Linked DNA regions of Homo sapiens: region 1 is linked to region 2. A link is a contact called in ENCODE Hi-C or POLR2A ChIA-PET data. All regions are on one chromosome and are shown on one strand. Each heading gives the region's core, a stretch centred on a gene start or an enhancer-like site at or near the end of the contact. The rest is flanking DNA. Distances are from core to core; before and after follow the strand shown. Region 1 has its middle 29 kb from the start of LACTB. Region 2 overlaps TLN2 (talin 2).

Region 1 (6,412 bases), core at 1,452-3,951, 350 kb before region 2:
CTGTGATCCCAGCTACTTGGGAGACTGGAGCATGAGAATTGCTTGAGCTTGGGAAGCGGATGTCACAGTAAGCTGAGATTGCATCACTGCACTCCATCCTGGGTGACAGAGTGAGACTGTCTCTAAATAAATAAATAAATACAATTATAAAGTGCTAGTCAAATGCAAGTTGGTAGTGAAACAGGCCTTGACATATTTCATAGTCACTTTATAATTCTTCCATCAAGGCTGGACAAGTGTCACCTTAGCACAGATCAACCCAGATCAACATACTGAAGATTTAGGAGCACAAGATTCTTTAATAGAGGATATTTTTCTGCCCTGCTTCTTCCAATTGCAGTATATCATATTTGATCATTGTAGTGCTTGATGAATTTATTTTGCAACTTACTACGATAGAATGAGAAATCACTGGCTTTTCCAAATAGATCATGGCTGTCTCCCCATTGGAGAAAGAGGTACTCTGTAGAGTAACTAGGTTAACTCAGAATATCTACACCCTGAAAGGCCAGTTTTCTTTTTATAATGTAAACACATTAAGGGAATTTGGAAATAAAGAGAAATCATCCAGAATTCTACCATCTTAACACAGCTCTGTGTTTTTGCCCATTACAGCCTAGTTGGCATCCATAAGCACTTAAGAGGGCTGTAGTTACAATGTACATATCATTTTGGTTTTCTGCCCCTTTTTCACTTATGCATTTCTCCACATTTCCTTTTTCTTCTTTTTGTGATTATACTTTGATAGGCATCTACATTTCTACCTAGCCTCCGTGTTTATCATTTTAATGGTGAAATAATATTCCATCAACTGAATTAATCATGATTCCTTTTGGGTGAAGATATAGGTTGTCGCCAGGTTTTTCTTTTTCTACTATTAATAATGCTACAACAAACGGGCCAGGCACGGTGGCTCACACCTGTAATCCCGGCACTTTGGGAGGCCGAGGTGGGCGGAACACCTGAGATCAGGAGTTGGAGACCAGCCTGACCAATATAGTGAAACCCCATCTCTACTAAAAATACAAAATTAGCCGGGCCTGGTGTCACACACCTGTAATCCCAGCTACTTGGGAGGCTGAGGCAGGAGAATTGTTTGAACCTGGGAGGTGGAGGTTGCAGTATGCCGAGATTGCACCATTGCACTCCAGCCTGGGCAACGAGCAAAACGCTGTTTCAAAAAATAAAAATAATGCTACGACAAGTGGCTTCTTAAATATAGCTTTTTGCCTTTGTTGAAAACCAAAGTCTCCAGGATAGAATTATTAGCTCAAAGCTTAAAAACTCTTTAGAGTTCTTGCAAATATATTTCTATTGCTTTCCAAAAGGATCCCACAAATTTTAATGCCATTAACATATTTGATCTCATTGCTAACATTCCAGCATTGAGCAATTTATTATAAAATTTTACCAATTTAATAGGTATCAAATGCTGTCTCTTTTAAAATGCTATTTTTATTTCCACAAAGGAAAGACAGTTTTCAAGGGCTACTTTTTTAGAGGGAAAAGTTTTGTCACCAGAAAGATAAATCCAGGTAGCTGATAGTATCTTCATTTACTCTTTTGTCCATACCAAGGACGTAGGAGAGTGATTTGGCACTCAGCCTCCCCTTTAGAGGTTGAGAGCAGCTAGATCTGCCCCTTTAAACCATGACATCCAGGTCTATGGTATGCAGCAGAGTGGATACTACTGAAATAGTTTACACATTCTTGCTGGAACTTACTAATACAGTTTCAGTTTTACTGAACTTCTAAACCAGCAACATAAGTTAAGGATCCAGGAATATTAGATTGGCAACATGCAAATTGACTATCATCTAACAACTGGCATCTAGACTCAGTCAGAAGGAGTTTTCAGGCAAACAGAATCTGGTGTGATGTTTATAGCTGTGTAGCGGGAGCCAGGCCTCTTAGCTTTGCTATTTGTGTCAGTTCCCAAGGGAACTTAAGTGGCAAAAGCCCACTTCAATTTTCTCAGTTTTAGGTTGCCCATTTGCCTGAAAGAAGTGATGTGAAACTTGTGAACCAGAATCTTGGGAATATTCTGAGAATCTCAGATGGAAGGGACCATTTTAATTATGAAATCTTTTTTCATTAAAAAAAAAAATCAGGTAACCCTTTCCCCATTTCACATTTCTGGTTCAGGTACTCAATAAAATGCAAATAGAATGACAGAATTTACTTTGATGAGCTCAAAATCAGTAGCAAAATATAAATCAAGATGCCTTATTAATAAAAAAGTTAAAGATTTGTTAAAAACAATAATGTAAACAGAGATGATTGTAGGTATTTAGGATGTTTAATTGTGTCCCATCCTGCCTTGCCCTTTACATATTTAGCATTTTTTTCTGATAGGAAAGTAAATTGTAGATTGGAAAAAAATCTTATTTTAAAAACAATTGCATGAAGCACATATTATTATGGTGTCTTCATTTTACAAATGAGGAAACAGACTTAAAGAGGCTGAGGGCCCCGAGGTCACACTGCTCAGGAGTGTGTCTCAGCTCCCTTATTCAAACTCTTCTGTTTCTAAGGGTTTACTCTTCTTGCATTTGAAATTGAGCAAAAGTTTAAATTCTTTTACCCAGGCTGCAGAATGGGTCTGGGAAAGACGGTAATGCTGTTGAGAGGCTCACGCATGCAGGTGCTGGGGAGAAGCCATTGGGTGGAGAATATGTGAACAGCAGGTGGCAGCAGTGTCTTTGGAGTGCGTGGTTGTCCCAGGCAGTCCCCGGAAAGCAAGGTCCATGCAATACCATGGAGCCCTGAACCTAATGCCTGACCTTTCATCTCTGACCTCCTGCTGAGCCAGGTGTACTACCTGCCACCTAGTAAGGTACAGTGTATCCCTGGGGAAGGAATTGGGGAGAATATTGGGAAACAGGTGACTTGGGAGTCATTTATAATTGAAAGGCTCCCATCTGGGTAACTGGTATAATGTGTGGTGGTGTGACTCTGGCGTGTTACTTAGCTTCTCTGTTCTTCAATATCCTTTCTGTAAAATGGGGATAATGGCCATCTGCCTCTCAGGATCACTGAGATGATTAAGGGAATGTGATATCTACAAAGCCCTTGGAACAGCCCAGTACTGGGCGCACACTATGTGTACGTTACCTATTATTAATATTCTTTGTTGAAGGCTTTATCGTTTGCAGTGGACTTTCATACCTATCATTTCATTCCATCCTCCCACCATATTTTAAGATGCAAATATTACACCCATTTAATATAATAGAGGCGGACACCGGTTGAGCCAGAGAAAGTACAAATTAGCACGAGCTTTGAAGTCAGACAGATTGGAAGTCAGGCTCATTAGAGTTGTGGGATTTGTGCAAGTTACTTAATGCTTTGGAGCCTCAGTTTCTTTCTAAATGAGTGATAATATTACCTATCTTGTGGGTTTATGACAACATACATGAAGTTTAAAACAACATACATGGTTTAAAACAATATATATGAAGCCATCTGGTGTGGTTCCTCTTCCATAGTGAACACTTAAAATTATTCAAGGGATGTTTTAAAACATCAAAAAGTATTTAGACAGGCACGGTGGCTCATGCCGGTAATCCCAGCACTTTGGGAGGCCGAGGCAGGCGGATCGCCTGAGGTCAGGAGTTCGAGACCAGCCTGGCCAACATGGTGAAACCCCATCTCTACTAAAAATACAAAAATTAGCCAGGTGTGGTGGCGCATGCCTGTAATCCCAGCTACTCGGGAGGCTGAGGCAGGAAAATCGCTTGAACCCGCGAGGTGGAGGTTGCAGCGAGCTGAGATCGCGCCACTGCACTCCAGCCTGGCGACAAAGCGAGACTCCATCTCAAAATAAATAAATAAATACAAAGTATTTAAAAAGGCAAGTAAATTTACTTACAATCCACCACCTAGAAATAACCTTGTTATTACTATGATGTGTTTTTTTCCCCTAGTATTTGTAAGTGATATGGCCGAGCTCCCATCACATATGTGTAAGTCACTCGACCAAGGTGCCAAAGCTAAGACAGGGGCAGAGCTGGGCTCACACACCAGGCAGGGCTGCCTCCAGGGCCAGGTTCTTCTGTGTAGCTACTTCTCCACACTTCCTCAATCAAGTTAAGGATTAAATGTCTTTTGAGAAACTGATGAAAAAATATTTCAAGTGTTTCAAGTTTGAAAATATACACTTACATTCAAAAGCATGTAAAGAAACCAGAGGTACCTAAGACAATCTTATCATATAGTTCAAGGCTGGAATTCTGCCCAGAAGGTAGGGTTTCACTTGCAAAACATGAATTTCTACAGATTTTTGTTTGGCCAACATTTTCACTGTTAAAACATTACTGTTCAAGCTGTTACAACTACAACAAGTAAATTTGGAAAAATCAGTGAACTAATCATTTGACAAATGGATTAAATTGAGTGAATTAATGATTCAGCAGATTGGGTCTTTGGGTGCACTGATTTTTTGGCAAATTGGCTCGCATCTATTAACATGGAGTAGTGCTCAATGTATGTGCTTGTTGAATTAATTAACACATGAATGAATGAGTGCATTGAATCTTGCCATAAATAAAATGATCTTTCCCCCCGAAGGTCAATGACTTTACATGATGTCAGCATTTTAAGAGCCCCAAAAGCTTCTTGAGACAGATATTCTGATTCTAGGGTCACGGCTACTCACCATGTGTGCATCCCAACTCCAAATCCACACTCATTGCCTGGTTGGCTCCTCAGTGAGAGCTGGTGCTTCCCTGTTGGTTCTTAGGGTTGAAGCCCGCTCACTATGGGTCTTGGAGTCAGAAGACCCAGGTTTGAATGTCACTGGGCTTGTCCACATCTTAGCCACGGAACACTGGCCAAGCCAGTGCACCCTGGAACCGTGTTGTCACTGATTACATGGGGACAGTGCTGATGTCTGTCCTGCTTTGTTCCCAGCATCACTGTCACTATCAAATAAAATGGAAATGCTCTCTGGGAGCCGGAAAGTGCTAGGTGAATTTTAGTTCTTTATGAGTTCATTATTATGAAAACCACAGTGGCCATGTGTGTGCTCTGTCATGGAGGGAGTAGGAAGGCTGGGGACGGGTCTCAGGGAAGGAGGGCCATGCCTGCTCGCTGGTAGAGGGTCACTACTCACCTTTGCTCTTTGGTCTCTGCCTTTCTGGTCACTGACACGCATGATAGAAGGGCACACACACCTATTAAACTGCTTCCCCCAGGTCATCTGCCAGTGAGGAGCTGGCAAACCCCAGTGGCCCTACAAACGCCTCCTCACTGGCTGCTTCAGGCTGAGGTCATTTGCCCGGAGCCCCTGGGGTGGGGTGAGAGGGAAGCCGGGGTCCTCCCAGTCACCTTGGGCCCTGTGCGGCCAGGCTGGGTGGCATCCTCCTCCGTCTGGCCTCTCTGCTCCCAGCTCTGAACGCAGCCTGAGAGAGGGCAGAAGGGGTGTCTGCTGGGCACCTTTGCTGCCTCACAGCCAAAGAAACCTGGCTGGGGAGGGCCGGGCAGGGAGGGCACACAGCTGGGCATGACAGGGAGGGCGTGTAATGGCGTAAGCTTGGGAACAGGATCAAAGACAAAGAACGAGGGGGCAAGAGGTGTCTGGAGAACGCAATTTTTTCCTCCTCCCTTTTCTCAAGTGTAAGAGTAAAATCATTAAAGAAAATAATGCGCCCTTCAAAGGCGAATTGGCAATCAGTGTTGAATTTTAGTGCTGGAGTGGGTGACAGCACATCCCAGCTGCAGTCAGGAGACCTACCGCTGCTGAGTGACGCTGCACCAGCCACCCGCCATCAGCCACCAGCCCCCAGCCAAGCGGTCATTTACCACCCACTTGGTCTGGCTCACTTTCTGTTTCCTGAGTTATATTAGCTCTAGTGGAGACCTACCATAACAGTTCATCACGCTTGAAAGGTGCTTCTTCCTCCCAGAGAACTTCACGTCCACCCTCTAAAAGCTCATCTGTCTGAACAGCCCTTCAGGGTTAAAAGCACCTGTGCTCAGATGGACTCTGAATTGGAAGGTTCTGAGGTTCCATCTAATCCTGTTATTACCCAGACTTCAGCTGGGCTCTCATTTCACCTCTCAGAGATTTGGTTCAATTTAGCCTGGACCCCAATTCCAGGGCCAGTTTAAGACCATTACAGGCCCCAGGGTCTTTTAATTATGGAGTCCGCATTCCACATAATATCAAACACATTAGAATATACCCATATTTCACATTGAGTATCACATTTTTGCTGTAGAAAGGATCAAAAGGACTTTATTAATCTTGCTTTTGAAATTATAGCTGCTCATTGACTACATGTCTGGCTATGTTCTCCAGGCTGGCATTGTGCATGCACAGTACATTTTATGGAGGGAGAAAATAAAACCTTAGCGTTATTTTCAAACAGAGAATCCAGAAACACTAAATTTAAACATGAATGAATTGACG
Region 2 (6,457 bases), core at 1,758-4,257:
TTAAGGAAAATAAAACTTACAAAATAGAATAGAATGGGCCTACCCCTCTAAAAATAAACATATATATGCATAGAAAATGATAGAACGACATATATTAAAAGGTGAAGGGACTTTATAATGTTATTTTGAAAGAAAAAATTTCAATAAATCTACCCCCCATTAGAAATTAATCAATTTACATTATCACAAAAAATCTGGCCAAAATTAGAAGGGTCTCTGTTCTTTGTAAATCCAAATAGGTCTGAAGTACAGTTACTTTTATTTTTTTTTTACCATCTTTTTTTAGTGATCAAAGCCACATAAGTTCATTTTTAAAAATACAAAAAAGCTAAATAACCATAATGCTACCTTACAGAGATAGTGTTTTCATCTAGGCTTATCTATCTACTCTCAGTTTCTAAAAAACTTGGGATCTACAACTTCAATGGTTAAAAAGGGTTAAGGTAAAACATTATTTAGTGTTCAGAGATGCTGAATAGGTTCAGTTGAAGTGTGAGAGCTCTGGCTGGAAGTTTTAAGTAGATACAGAAGTGGGGTGGAGTGTGAGAAGAAAATCAACCACTTTGTGCTTCTGATTACCTATTTAGCACAAGTCACCCAGTCAGGAGCTTAGAAGGTAAAAAGCAGCAGCAGACATCTGTCTGCCTGCCTCCAGGGAAGAGGCGCCTGGGAAAGGAGGAAAGAGCAAATCGAAATTGACCTTTCTGTATTCCCAGGGTCCTGTTATGTCAAGGCACAGAGATTAAAAAATAATCTAGGCCAGGCGCGGTGACTCACGCCTAGAATCCCAGCACTTTGGGAGGCCGAGGTGGGTGGATCACTAGGTCAGGAGTTTTGAGACCAGCCTGGCCAACATGGTGAAACCCCGTCTCTACTAAAAATACAAAAATTAGCTGGGCATGGTGGCATGCGCCTGTAATCCCAGCTACTCGGGAGGCTGAGCCAGGAGAATCACTTGAACCCGGGAGGTGGAGGCTGCAGTGAGCCGAGATCGCGCCTCTGCACTCCAGCCTGGGCGACGGAGCGAAATTCCATCTCAAAATAAAAATAAATAAAAACATAATAATAATCATCTAGCTGGGCATGGTGGTTTGTGCCTATAATCCCAGCTACTCCAGAGGTTGTGGCCAGGAGTTCCAGACCAGGCTGAGCAACACAGCAAGACTGCCTCTCTTTAAAAAAAAAAAAAAAAAAAAAATTAAAAATAACAAAAATAATCTTTTATGGCTCTCTAGGATGGCAAGGTGTTTGCAATCTAATGGAAAAGGCAAGACAATGAGAAGACAAGGTACAAAGAAGTTGGATGAAAGAAAGCAGTACCAGGGCGGGACACCCGGCAGGGCATGATGGATCGCTGAGCAAGGGACCAGAGGTATGTAGGGACTCGCAGGGAGCCGGAAGAAAATGAAAGCCTCAGCTGCCGGGCACAGAGTCTGCCTGAAAGGGAGGGCTCGATGTAGACTGAAGCAATTGGAAAAGTCAGGGCTGAGTGACATCCTGATTTGGATGGAGGGAAGGAAACATTCTAGGTAAGACCCACAGAGAGCAAAGGTCTCTTGTACACCTTTCTGTTTACGGAGCAAATGCACTCTTCTCGTTTGTGCTGCTTGCTAGACCATCCATCTTCACAGTCTTTGGGGACAGGAGGAGCCCCGTCCAGCAAGAACCTCAGACCAAAGGGGAGCCAGGGGGGCAGGTGCTACCTTGAGTTCCTAGGGAGCATCCTCTGTGGACTGGAAAGCAGCTGAAACCTGGCCCGGGGGTGTGATGCTGGCCGCTGTGGGCTTAAAGCCTTCTCAGTTCTGGAGTCCTTCTGGCCAGGATGACTGTGGTGGTGAGCAGTGATTCAGGGAAGGTGTTCAGAGGTAGGATACCCCCTTCGTTTTGGCAACTGCAAGCTAGCTTTCTATTTCCTTGACTAAGTTTAGGGGGCACCTGACCAGCCCCTGGTTGGGGGAAAAAGGCTGATGAATGGGTGACAAAGGGTCTCCAGCTCCACCCAACTTGTCAGAAAAGAGCCAGAACCCAAACAGTTACACGGGAAGAAAATGAACAAACCAGGCACTAAATAGCAAATGACTTCCTCTCCCCTAGGCATCCAAAACCAAGGGGATAGGTAGGGTCCCAAAAACGTACCCAGGCTCGGAAGCAGAATTAAGAACAGAGGAAAAAGACATCCTCTACTTTTTTCTCCAGAAGCAAACCTTTTCTTCCCAGAGCAAGAAGGACCACAGAGACCACAAATAATAAGGGGTTTGAGACTGTTAACACAGGAGTGGGACAGGGCTGAGTTGGTCCAGGCCTGGGTCCCCGCAGTGGCATTTCTGGGGACTTTGAGGATACACACAGGAAGGACAGGCAGGACCTGACAGTCTCAAGAACAAGGAGGACAGAGGACTGAGGACTGAGACTATGATGATCAGATCCCTTCTGCCCAGCTTCCTGTGCACTTTTATGCAGGACTGTTCTAGGCCCAGATGAAATGAGCGGAGCATGTGGTGAGTCCTGCCTAACTCCACCAGGGCCACATAATGAGGGTTATAAATACACAAGATATAAAGACACACATAATAAGACAGGCCCTGTCTTATTCACAGTGTGCACTCAGCACTGGGCGTCACCCACATCAGGCCTGTGATGAAAATCTATGTAATGAAGACATGAATGAATAAGACAATGAATGAATGAACCCCAGCCTGGCAGAGCTTTGTGTCCCAAGAGGAGCCTGCCTGACCCTCTTGACCTGGCTGGAGTCTCTGCTGAGAAACAGCCCCAGGGAGCAGAAGCTTGCCAAAATGTGCCAAAAAACCAAGGAGAATGTGCCAGCGTTTTCTCGCAACAGTTCCATCCCAAGACAATCATTTTCATGTGATGATTTTTAAGTGCTTACCTGGCTATGAAATCACCAGGCTGGGAATTCTCCGTCAACTGCTAAAAGCCAGGACAGAAAGGCAACGAAAGCTTTTTTTTTTCCCCTTTTCCCCATGTCCTTTCTTCGAAGCCACCACCAGGGGGCCTGCACCTATTCACAGAGCCATACACCAGCAATATTCTTTCCGGCTCTGTTTCCTTCTATATCTGGCTTTCAAAAGGGCAATTTATACATTCCCCCTCCTTCCCACAATTTAGGAGAGTGAAGCCATTCCAAGCTGGAAACTGTAATTTTGAAATGATGCAAAAAATTGAAGATAATGAAAAACATCTGAGTTCTGATACCTGGAAATGTCAGTTGCCTTATCCAAAGGCTCCTTTGTAGGAAAAAAAGCAACGATCAAGAGGGGGTTTTCTATCAGAAACAGCTGCTCAACAGAACAGACATCACCCCCAACCCCACCTCCCATCTCTCCCACCATCAAGGGAGGTCACTTATTTACTAGAACAGTCACGAACAAAGCATGAGATGGGAAGATAATTTTCCAGTCCCCTAGTGGCTCTAGCTATTGTTTGCAGTTAAAATGTACCTTCCAGGAATAAATGAAGAAACTCAAGGGTTTGCAAGCAAACTGCTCTGACAGTGTCTAACCCTTCACACACACACACACACACACACACACACACACACACACACACACACACACCCCACTACAAGCCAAGAGGGAGGAAGGACATGTTTGGACCATGAGTACCATGAGATCTTATGTGCTGAGAGCTAAGGAGAGCTTTAAGGATGATGTAGTTCATACCCCCACTTTGCAGATGGGAAAGTTTAGACAGGCTGAGCAACCTGACCAATGCGACTGAGTTAGTCAAGTATTAAAGCTTGGAATATAATTCAGGTCTCTTGATGCCGACAATTTAAAAAACAGCCAATGATCTCCCAGGGGAGACATAAAGACACACACACACACACACACGCGCAAATTTTAAAAAACCAAGTTAAAAAAAGGAAAGCAGAATCAAAGCTATGCTTTTCAAAAATCACGAATCTGCACATTATAAAAAGGCCTCCAATTACTCTCTATCCCCTAATAGTCCTGCTTTTAATCTCTCTCCACTGTCAGCTTTCTTATACGTAATATGATGGTAAATAATGCTAAAAAAACATGCCTGCACCACCACAGAATCATGACCACCCTACTCTCTGGGTTCAGGAAAATGAAAGAGGGGCTGCTGATACGAGAACCCCCTGGGCTGTCACTGCAGTGCTCCACATACCACATTCAACCACTAGTTACTGAACTAACTTGTGGCCCTGGAGCAGAAACTATACTGTTTTATCCACTTCCCTGGGTGAAACCAACAGGAAAGAAGGACACCCAAATCATCCAAAATTCACACTCATGTTTTAATATATTTCCAAAAACAATTTATTCCCACTGCCTCCCTACTCATCTTAAAGTGGAGCCTTCCCCATGTGACAGATACAACATGTTACATTCAATCTAACACTGATGCCAGGCACAGGGTTAAGTGCTCAATAAAAGTCTGCTGAATGACTTGATGAGCACTGCTTTTCATCTTTACGCTTTTCAGTATTTTCTGATGTTTCAAGAAGCATATATACTATTTTATAATCAGAAAGATATAATGCTACTTAAAAAAAATCTGTTTAATTCATTGCATTTACAAGTCAAAATGGACCTTACGTCTAAACAAGTCTCTACTGAAAAGGCTGTATGAGAAGACAGAAGATATTTTTAGTGGGGAAAGAACATGGAAATGAGCCAGTTTTATAAAATATCAGAGTGTCCATCACTCTCAGCTCCACCTCCCATGACCTAAGGACAGCACCAATTCTTTTGCTCAGCAAAAGTGGGAGGATGTCAGGCACATCTTCAGACTGCAATGACACTGTCTAACCACACACGAAAGCACATTGTGTCCCACTCCTACCTTGCAGCTGCAGCCAGGAGATTTTTCGCATTGGGAGCTCCTGGATCTACAGAGAGAGACTTGGCAGCTAACAGCAGCTTGCTGGATGCCATCGAGATATTCTTGAGGTTCCCTATCACTTGGATCTGGTCTTCTTTTGTCTGGAAGGTCAAAAGGAGCCGGAGCTATTAGGGCCTGTCCATTTCTTGAAGGAGGCATTCAGAGAGCTAGGAGCAGCATCCTGACATGCAGGCAGGTTATCCGTATAGATCACATTAAACCCAGTTAGCCCGCAGATGCCTAACTCGTTGAGACACTGACCAGTGTCTACCCTTCTCCAAACAGATGCTCAGATCAAGATGCATGCCACAGGGAAAGAAATCCATCCCCAAGTGGGTCAGCCAAGAGCTGTGCTTTTCTCACAACTAGAGGCATTAAGCGGGGAGCAGGGTGGGAGGAGAGTGAGCGAGCTGTGAGCCAATGCACAGACCAGGCAGCGATTCCAGCATCTTGCTCAACAATGCTGGAGTTGTCAAGGAGCTGTACATCTCGGCCTGGCACAAACGACCAGCACTGTCTCGATATTCAGAGCTGACTGCATCCCTGAAGTTCCTGACTCGGGAAAGCACACATTTCTCACCCGGTTGCCATCTGAGAAACAATTCTTTGTAGATACTAGAAGAAGATACACCCTGGTTATCTCTTTTAGGGAGGTCAAAGGAGCGCAGAAAAAAAAAAAAAAACAAAAAACACAGCTCTGCAAGCTGACACCAGATCAGTCAAGCTCCCTTGTTCTAAACAAGGGGTTTATCTGTTCATCTGAAGGAGGTAATTTTTAATCACTTGACACTCTGTATTAGACACAGACCATCTGAATGGTCCATTAAACCTCAAATACATATATATTTTTATTGTATTATCCCACATTTGAAGAGCTGTTCTAATCTTTGTTAAACATTCTCCCTCCTCCTACCCTCCCTCCAAATAGTAAGACTATGAATTCTGCTGGAGGATCGTGGGAGAAGTTATTCTTTATTACTAACAGCACCTCATGCATAAGCTGATAGCATCTTTGGGAATGCCATTCCCATGAGGGCATGAGCTTCCTAAGCAGCAAAAAGAATGCAACCATGGCCTGCCTGTTTCCAGGTTCCTTTTCCTATTTGTTCAGTCAGTCTCAAGGATGGATTATCCATCCGAGAGGAGAGGCTAAGGTCAACTCCAGACAACCACCTCCACACCCACCTGAGCTTGGCCAGCCATCTCAATGCCAGCATCGAGGAATTCATCAAAATCATCACTGAACTTTCCAGAGGCTGCAGCCAACTCTCCACTCTGGCCCCGGGTGGCATGGACCACTTCCCCAGCAGACTGGTTCAGATCAGCTGCTGCCTGGTTCAGTTCACTCTGGGCTTCCTGGAAAGGCTTCGTGCTTGGAGGTAGCTGTGGGGAACAGACGGCACACCCCATGAGACATTCTGCTTTGCAGGGGAGGGATAAAAGGAAGGTATTGTGGAAGGGAGACAGACTCTTCAGAGATGCATTTGAGTCATCACGATTAAAAGGCTCTGAGTCATCTGAGCCCATTTTATTAATAGGTTTGACCACCAACATATACATCCATTCATTCATTTAAATGTATCAA

The links. Hi-C counts contacts between places; a loop is a spot of excess contacts on that map. ChIA-PET counts read pairs that join two places held with the same protein, here RNA polymerase II (POLR2A). Pooled maps may share reads with other maps.
Region 1: a loop to region 2 is called in a map of naive thymus-derived CD4-positive, alpha-beta T cell, with 19 times the contacts of the local background. The contact joins two enhancer-like sites. A Hi-C loop is called at or near these places in 1 of 168 maps with a recorded cell type or tissue (naive thymus-derived CD4-positive, alpha-beta T cell) and 11 of 50 pooled maps. POLR2A ChIA-PET finds 5 or more read pairs at or near these places in 2 of 52 experiments (AG04449 and WTC11).

The regions. Positions count from the first base shown.
Region 1 is chr15:63,090,045-63,096,456 of GRCh38, reverse strand. No RefSeq gene overlaps it. Among named protein-coding and RNA genes, the nearest start is that of LACTB, 29 kb to the left of the region's middle. RefSeq lists an enhancer at 2,315-6,111. Within about 2 kb of position 2,701, at least 5 of the 41 ENCODE cell types and tissues checked have a DNase peak (open chromatin) inside an H3K27ac peak, as active enhancers do.
Region 2 is chr15:62,739,146-62,745,602 of GRCh38, reverse strand. It overlaps TLN2 (talin 2), which reads right to left. Exons shown (of 59, transcript NM_015059.3): 31 at 6,058-6,255; 32 at 4,834-4,973. Among named protein-coding and RNA genes, the nearest start is that of MIR190A, 82 kb to the left of the region's middle. RefSeq lists a silencer at 1,889-2,044. Within about 2 kb of position 3,007, at least 12 of the 41 ENCODE cell types and tissues checked have a DNase peak (open chromatin) inside an H3K27ac peak, as active enhancers do.